2 separate regions of the Homo sapiens genome follow, and region 1 is linked to region 2. Evidence: chromatin contacts called from ENCODE Hi-C or POLR2A ChIA-PET data. All regions are on one chromosome and are shown on one strand. The core of a region is the stretch at or near the end of the contact, and the rest is flanking DNA. Distances in the headings are between cores, read along the strand shown. Region 1 holds the start of PCSK1 (proprotein convertase subtilisin/kexin type 1). Region 2 holds the start of CAST (calpastatin).

Evidence for each region. A loop is a pair of places that touch in the nucleus more often than their neighbours do. ChIA-PET counts read pairs that join two places held with the same protein, here RNA polymerase II (POLR2A). Pooled maps may share reads with other maps.
Region 1: a map with no recorded cell type shows a loop between it and region 2 (2.4-fold over the local background). The contact joins the promoter of PCSK1 here to the promoter of CAST in region 2. A Hi-C loop is called at or near these places in 6 of 37 single-sample maps with no recorded cell type and 5 of 50 pooled maps. POLR2A ChIA-PET finds 5 or more read pairs at or near these places in 2 of 52 experiments (both WTC11).

Annotation. Positions count from the first base shown.
Region 1 is chr5:96,431,549-96,435,670 of GRCh38, forward strand. It overlaps PCSK1 (proprotein convertase subtilisin/kexin type 1), which reads right to left and starts at 1,700. Exons shown (of 14, transcript NM_000439.5): 1 at 1,315-1,700. The coding sequence starts at 1,494. All of the region lies in intron 4 of LOC101929710 (a long non-coding RNA gene), which reads left to right. It also overlaps a transcript of CAST not described here and the pseudogene LOC102724070. RefSeq lists silencers at 2,577-2,871, 2,733-2,852.
Region 2 is chr5:96,661,126-96,663,867 of GRCh38, forward strand. CAST (calpastatin) reads left to right here and starts at 1,251. Exons shown (of 32, transcript NM_001750.7): 1 at 1,251-1,372. The coding sequence starts at 1,298. RefSeq lists an enhancer at 904-1,405 and silencers at 968-1,557, 1,748-2,027.

The sequences.
Region 1 (4,122 bases), core at 450-2,949, 230 kb before region 2:
CAGCCCCTAACACGGAGCCTGGCACGAGGGCAAGGGCTGGCCAAAAGCAAAAGACTCATCTGCTGCTGGGACACCAGGAAGCCAATCTGCATTGATTTTCCTTTCGGGCATTTCAAAGACAATTTGGTTTATAAAGTTGAGAATGAAGCCTCTAGCAAGAGCAGGCGAATTCCCCAGAGGGTTCGGTCTACAGAATCGCCAACGCCCCCGCCGATTACTCATCCGTGACTCCAGCGGCGTCTCAACCACCACCTCCAGAAAAAACGCGCCAAAATGTTTTACAACTGCCTCCTCCCACGCTTCAATGCAGACCAACTTCCCAAGCAGGGGGCGAGGGCTTGATTCCGAGCCAAGGAAAGGAAAGCTCTAGACTAGAAGTCACACTCCCTAGGGTCCCCTCGGAATCGCTCAGCTATAAGCAGTCTCCCACTTAATGTCTTGACGCCCACCCACCTCCAACCAGCTACCTATCGACCAAGCCTTCACTTGGACAGGCAACAATAAGCTGAAATTCCCGGGAAAACGATTACGTACTTGGCTGAAGAACAAGAAAGAAATAGATCCCTTCCCCATAGTCAGTTCGGCATCTCGACCCTGCAGTGGGACTGGCCGGGCAAAGTTATGAAGCTTGGACTTTATAAGTTCCCAGTGAAAAGCCGGAGCTCCCTAGAGAGTCGCGGGGATAGATGGTCCCGTGTCTTTCACCCACCATTTCTCCCCCCAGCTTCCCAGGCTACTCCGCGGCCTCCCAACCTCCTGGTCGCGAGTCCCAGCAGCTGGCACTCTTCCAATGCCCTGGGCGTGCCCTTACAGGCTGCCAGGGCGGACAGCCCCAAGCCTGCTTAGCCCCTTGCATCAGGACTTGGATCTGATGCTGCCATATTGAAAAGAAGGCAACAGCCGGCTCCTGACGCAGACCGCCTCAGTCCCGGGGGATGGAGCGCACTGCTTCTCCCGGGGGCGCTTGGTTGGTAAGAGCTTGAGTGTATCTCAAGTTCCCTGAACAAGCGTGGAGGGATTTTTCTTCCAAACCGCGCGGGAACGGATTTCAATTCTAGAGCGGCCAACAGTAAGCATAAGCCCTACCCAGCTGCAGCGGCTTCCTTCTGCTTGGCTGCGCCCAGCCTAAACAGTAAATAATGCAAGCTTTCTCTCTCTCCAAGCGCGACAGGGGCGAGGGCTGGAGCAGCTCCTTGCTCTTTGCTACTCTGGGCTCTGGAGAGTGCAACCTGGGGCTCCCACTTGGAAGACCGCGCTCCAGTCCCGCCAGTCCCCTGGGGCCCCAGAAAGTTTCTTGAAAGTGGAAACTCTTACCTGACCCAAAAGGTCATAGCCCAGCTCCTCGGCGATGGCCGAGGCTGCTTCCGGGCCCCCGGGGATCTCCGCTGCCCATTCATTGACAAATTGCCTTTTCGCTTTTGCACTGTTCAGTGCACACCAAGCGCAAAAGAGGACGAAAGCAGTGCACTGCAGACTCCAGGCTCTTCGCTCCATAGCTCACACACTCGCTTGAACAAGAGTGGGAAGGGAAGAGGAAAAAGAAGCAAGATAGGAGAAAAGCCAGACAGACTCCCCCTTCCCACCCTCGGGCTCTAGACCACTCCTGGCTCCTGGTTGCTCTGCGAAGAGCTAGGAGGCGCGAGAGGAGAGGCTGGGCGGCGGCGAGCGCTCAGTGAAGCGCTTCGGTCTCCAGGCTGAGTGGAGCCCCAGCCCTTCCCAGCCAGAATGGAAATGAGTGTTTACACGTCAAATCGACGAAAGCCATCTCTTGACGTCAGATCTACCTGGACTAAGATCCGAATGGTATTCCCGGCGGGGCGGAGAAGCGGCTAAAATAAGCAGCCAGGGATTAGGAAAAGGAAGGAACTGTTTGCTGGGATCAGTTAAGTCTGCTCCTTGTCTGCCCATAAATTCTGTACCGTGAGAAACATTTTCACTTTTCAAAGAGAAGTGCCCCACTTGAACATAACTACCAAGAATCAAAGGCTGGGAGTGCTTTCCCTCCCTTCCATCCATTTTCTCTGTATTTACTTTATTATCTCATGTGTGTGGCGGGGAGGGGGGGAGGCTATAGGATTCTTATAATGGCCCTTTGGGCATCAGCACCTGCTATGAAGAACAAGGCTCTTAGGTCTTTCAAAGAGAGAGGCTAGGAGAGTAAGGAGAAGAAGGGAAGCTACTACTGTCCCAATTCTGTTCTAAATTGTCTGAGAAAATTAGCATGTCTATGTTAAAGCAATACTATTAAAAATGAATTTTTAACCATTCAAGCCACCTTAGTTTACAAGTTTACTTCCCTCCTCCCCTTTGTTTCTCAACCTCAGTAAAACAATATCAGTAGTTATACTCCGATATTGCAAAGCCAGCGCCACCACCACCTTTTAGGGTGTTTATCAGTAAAATGATTAATCATGTGATTTTAAAAAAACATATTTTTAAGAATTCGTCAACAAGGGGATCTAGGATCCCAAAAGCTGTTGTGTTGATTCAGGGAGGGAAAGAGCAGTTTTTATTTACCTCGACTTTCCATTGTGCCTCAGTAGAGCTCTTCACTTTGGTGCTGAGCTGGAGCTGTGCCATTACTTTCCCATAAAATGCACAATGCCTCTTTGTGGAAAAATGGTTTCCTGTGGGAGGAGAGCAAGGAAACATCTAAATGAATTCTCCACCCCTCACCCTAGGGAAGTGAGTTCAGTCTCCCATGGTGGAGCCTATTCGAACCCTGAGGGATTGAACCTGGCGGGAGATACCAGTGCCTAGTATTCAGCACCGAGGTCTGGACAGCGACACACGCAGGACTGCCGCAGGAGCTGCTCTCTCTTCTGAGCACCAAAGACCTCCACCCTTCTGCAGCTGGCCAGCACCAAGCTGTTTTCCTTTTGATATGTGCATTTCCCTCTTTTGAACAGCAAAATAGGAAATTGGCCGCAGGGGGGAGTGTGGTTAGGTTCATGATCGTGACAACTTGTGTCCAGCTCTTGGGAACGTGTTGGACTCAGGCCAAAAGTAAAATCGCCGGGAGGTGGAATTGAGAGAGTATGCTGCACCTGGGAAGTTTGTTTTTTTTTTTGTTGTTGTTGTTGTTGTTTTTTAAAGCTCAACCGCCCGAGGGCGCGATCTATGCTGTAGAAATAGAAGAAAGGGGAGAAGGTTGGAAAGAAAGCATATAAACAAGTGGAGAAAGGAAGCAAGAGATGTTCCTTACAAGAAGCAAATGAGACAAGACTTGGTGGAGGATCAGGCTCTGTAGTGCTAATTTTTCATTTGCCTCCACGTTTGCAGAAATGTGCACTACATAATTTCTTTAAACATAAAGCATCTTTACAAAATCAAATGCCAATGTTAATAAGCCATGTGACATGGTTAAGTGTTTTACAATAATGTAACTCACATGAGATGAAATGGAATGGGCTCCGATTGATAGCTTTGTTGTCTGTTCTGTAAATCCACATGTGTGAATGTTGATGGCTGGGTAAGCTGTCTTCTTTTCCCTTCACACCTCGGCCTGAGTTGTGGCCTCAAGCTCTCAAGGGTGTTTCATTCTCACAGCAGACAGACACTAACTGTGCACTAGCAAGGCAAGAGAAGCCCAGGGCAAATGTTTTATAACGGTAGATGTGTCAGAGGAGGAACATATTTGTCCCTTTCTTATTATTGTTCAAGTAAATCAGTTTGGCAGAGTGTTGGCAATAGGGTCCGTGTCTCTCTCATTAATGAGGCATTTGTCTTAAATGGAGCACCATAGAAGCCTGGAATAAACATTTGGTTTATATACCTAACAGGGCCAAGTAAACTCTCACAAAAAGAAGATAATATCCTCATCCACACAATACAGATATCAGTAAGTTAATCTGCTATTGTCTGATTTTTATCCTATGAACCTCTTTGCCAGAACTTCTGGCATGCAGAAGAAATAAATTTCTGCCAAGACTAGAGGTGCAAGTAGATTTAGAATCCATTTTAACTTTTTGTTTCAAGGGCTAGTCCTACCCTGATTTGTAGATCATGGTAGTGACCTCCAGGCCCATCAGTGTTATATTTCGTATTATAAATTGGAAGAGCCAATTATCACCCTTAAGTTGGTTTTAATAGCATTTGATTCATGTGATTAATTTATATAGA
Region 2 (2,742 bases), core at 1-2,500:
CCTTCTGGCCGGCTGTAGTGGCTCACGCCTGTAATCCTAGCACTTTGGGAGGCAGCACTGGGCAGATCACTTGAGGTCAGGTGTTGTTCGAGACCAGTCTGACCAACGTGGTGAAACCCCGTCTCTACCATTAAAAAAAAAAAAAAAAAAAAAAAGCTGGGTGTGACAACGCGCCTGTAGTCCCAAGTACTTAGGAGACTGAGGCAGGAGAATCGCTTGAACCTGGGAGGCGGAGATTGCAGCGAGCAGAGATCGCGCCACTGCACTCCAGACAGAGCGAAACTGCCTCTCCAGAAAAAAAAAAAAAAAAAAAAAAAAGGCTCTGCCTTCTCTCTCTTCAACTGTCTAAACCCCAACGCTGCAGAAAGCGGTGACCCCAAGTCCCAGAATGATGATGCTACTGCAGGGTAACAAACAGGTTTTCTGTCAGGCCTGATTGTGAACCAGCAGCAACTGCAGGCTGACAGTTTCTCACATAAGCACGTAGGGCTTGTTAAATTTCACTTCCAGCCCCAAACCAGGAAGCGCTGTTTAAGATGAGCCCAAGAAGAAAGCAATCTAGCTTCAGAAACAAAACTCGCCAGACTCTAGAAAGACTATAAGGGTTTAAATTTGGGACTGTTCTCCGTTTTGCATTGGAACCTATGTTCTCCTCCCCATAAAAGTTTATTAAAATTCGAAACTGCCAAAAAACAAAGTAAAATCATATAAAACATACACAGGCGCGTGCACGCACGCACACACACACAGACCAATTTGTTTTTGTGATCCGCTTCCTTATCTAGACTGTCCAGGCTTGGGCCAGATTTGAGTTGGTAAACTCTCGCAGCTAAAGCGGAGCAGAATGTAGAAAGAGTATCTACTTCTCCGGATTGTTGGGAGGAGGGTCGAAGCGTAGACTGGCCACGCCCGGGTCCCGCTCTCTCGTTGCACAACTGCAAGCTAGATCTGGGCATCGAAGGAGGAACGCTGCAACCTCCAACCCCTTCTTTCTGACCAACCGGGACCAGAGCAGTGCTGGGGCCGGGGCGGGTCACCGGGTGAGGACCGGGGCGGAGGGTGTTAAGTTACAGGGCAGGAGCCCGGGTCCCTCCGCGGGCAGGAAGGGGAGGGCCCATCGGGGCTAGGGGAACCCCGGCGCAGACCTGGGGTGGGGTCGGAAAAGCTGTTTCATCGCCCGCTCCCGGGCCCTCCGCTCCCTCCCTCCCTCCCTCTCTCCCTGGCAGGACTCCCCGCCAGGCCTCCCCGCCACTCTCCGCGGCGCATTCCGGGAGGCAGCGGCCGCAGCGGCCTCGCCATGTCCCAGCCCGGCCAGAAGCCCGCCGCCTCCCCGCGGCCCCGGCGAGCAGCCGCCGCCCGCCGCACCCATGAGGTGAGTGGCGCTCCTGTCGGCGTCGCGGGGCTGGGCGATGGGGTACCGGGTCCCGGAGCTGTGGCCGCCCTCCCTGGGCGTTGCCAGGCTGGCGGGTCTGCAGTCCCCGGCGCCCCCGCGGGGCAGGGAGAGGGCTAGGGGCTTGGCCGCTGCCAGGCAGGTGGCTGCAGGTGGCTTCGGTTCCCCGGCCGGGTCCAGTGCGCTGGGCGTGGCGTTGGCCGGGTAGAGTGGAGGGGGGGACGCGTCAAGAAAAGTTGGCTGGTAAGACGTGGGTGAATGAGGATGAGGATGAACGGGGAATGAGGTTCACTCAGGACCCCCGAGTGAGTGGGGTGGTTTCACTGGACAGCGGGATGTAGTCTTCCGCGCTAAGGCCGGGCCGCAGGGCGTGGCTGCCTGGAGACGCAGAGCCTCTTCCCTAACCAGCCTCGAGCCAAATTGGGCGGGCGAGGAGGGGCGGGGCCTGCGCCGGGCCCCACCCCCAGGGTTCTGCCCACCTGGCAGCCGCCTTGGGATGTGCGGAGCTCAGTGCCAGCCCGGTCCCGGCCAAGCGGAGTGTGAGCCCGGCGCCTCCAACGCAACACCCCGCGCCCTCGCCGGCTCCCCCGCCGTGCGGATCGGAGCCAGCCGGTTGTTGCCATGGCATTCGCCAGCTGGTGGTACAAGACGGTAAATAGGAGCGGTTGTGCCTGGGCAGGACCCGGAAGGGAGTGTGTTGGAAGGGAGTGTGTTTGCTTTGCCCTTCTGGGCGTGCGGATGAAGCGTTGTCCGGGGTTTGGCGGGGAAGGGGTGCGGACCGGGTGCGACCTCCTCGCAGACCTTCAGGTTAGGCTCGGGGAGAGGCAGGGGACTCACCCTCTTGTGGTATGTATGAGCGCGCCCGAGCGTGCGCGGCGCATGCACCTCTCTCGCCCCGATGTCAAGCACTATGCTCTGCTGGCGCTCACAAGTGGGATGGAACTGGAATTGTTGCTGGAGGAATTCTGTCTAGGAGGTGGATTCCTGAATGCACTAGGACGCAGCTCGCAAGAGCTTTGATCTAGAGTTCTTTTTTAACCCCTAAGTAAAGTTCAAAACTTTTAGAGGGCGATTGTTGGACGTACATTCGCCGACGCAAAGGAGAGGCAGCTGCAATGTGAGGCAAGGAGAAAATCCCAAACATCAAGGGGCAGAAGCAACTGAGATCTGAGACCAAGACCCTTGGAGAGAGCGGTGGAGGGGTGGAGGAAAGAAAGCGAGAAAGTGAGAGAGGGAGGGAGAGAGAGACAGCGCGCACAAAAGCGAGCTTCTCTGCACTTTATTACTTTGGATGAGGGACAAGAACATTCCATTTGTTTGGTGCATTGAATGTTTGTCCTGCCAATTAGGTG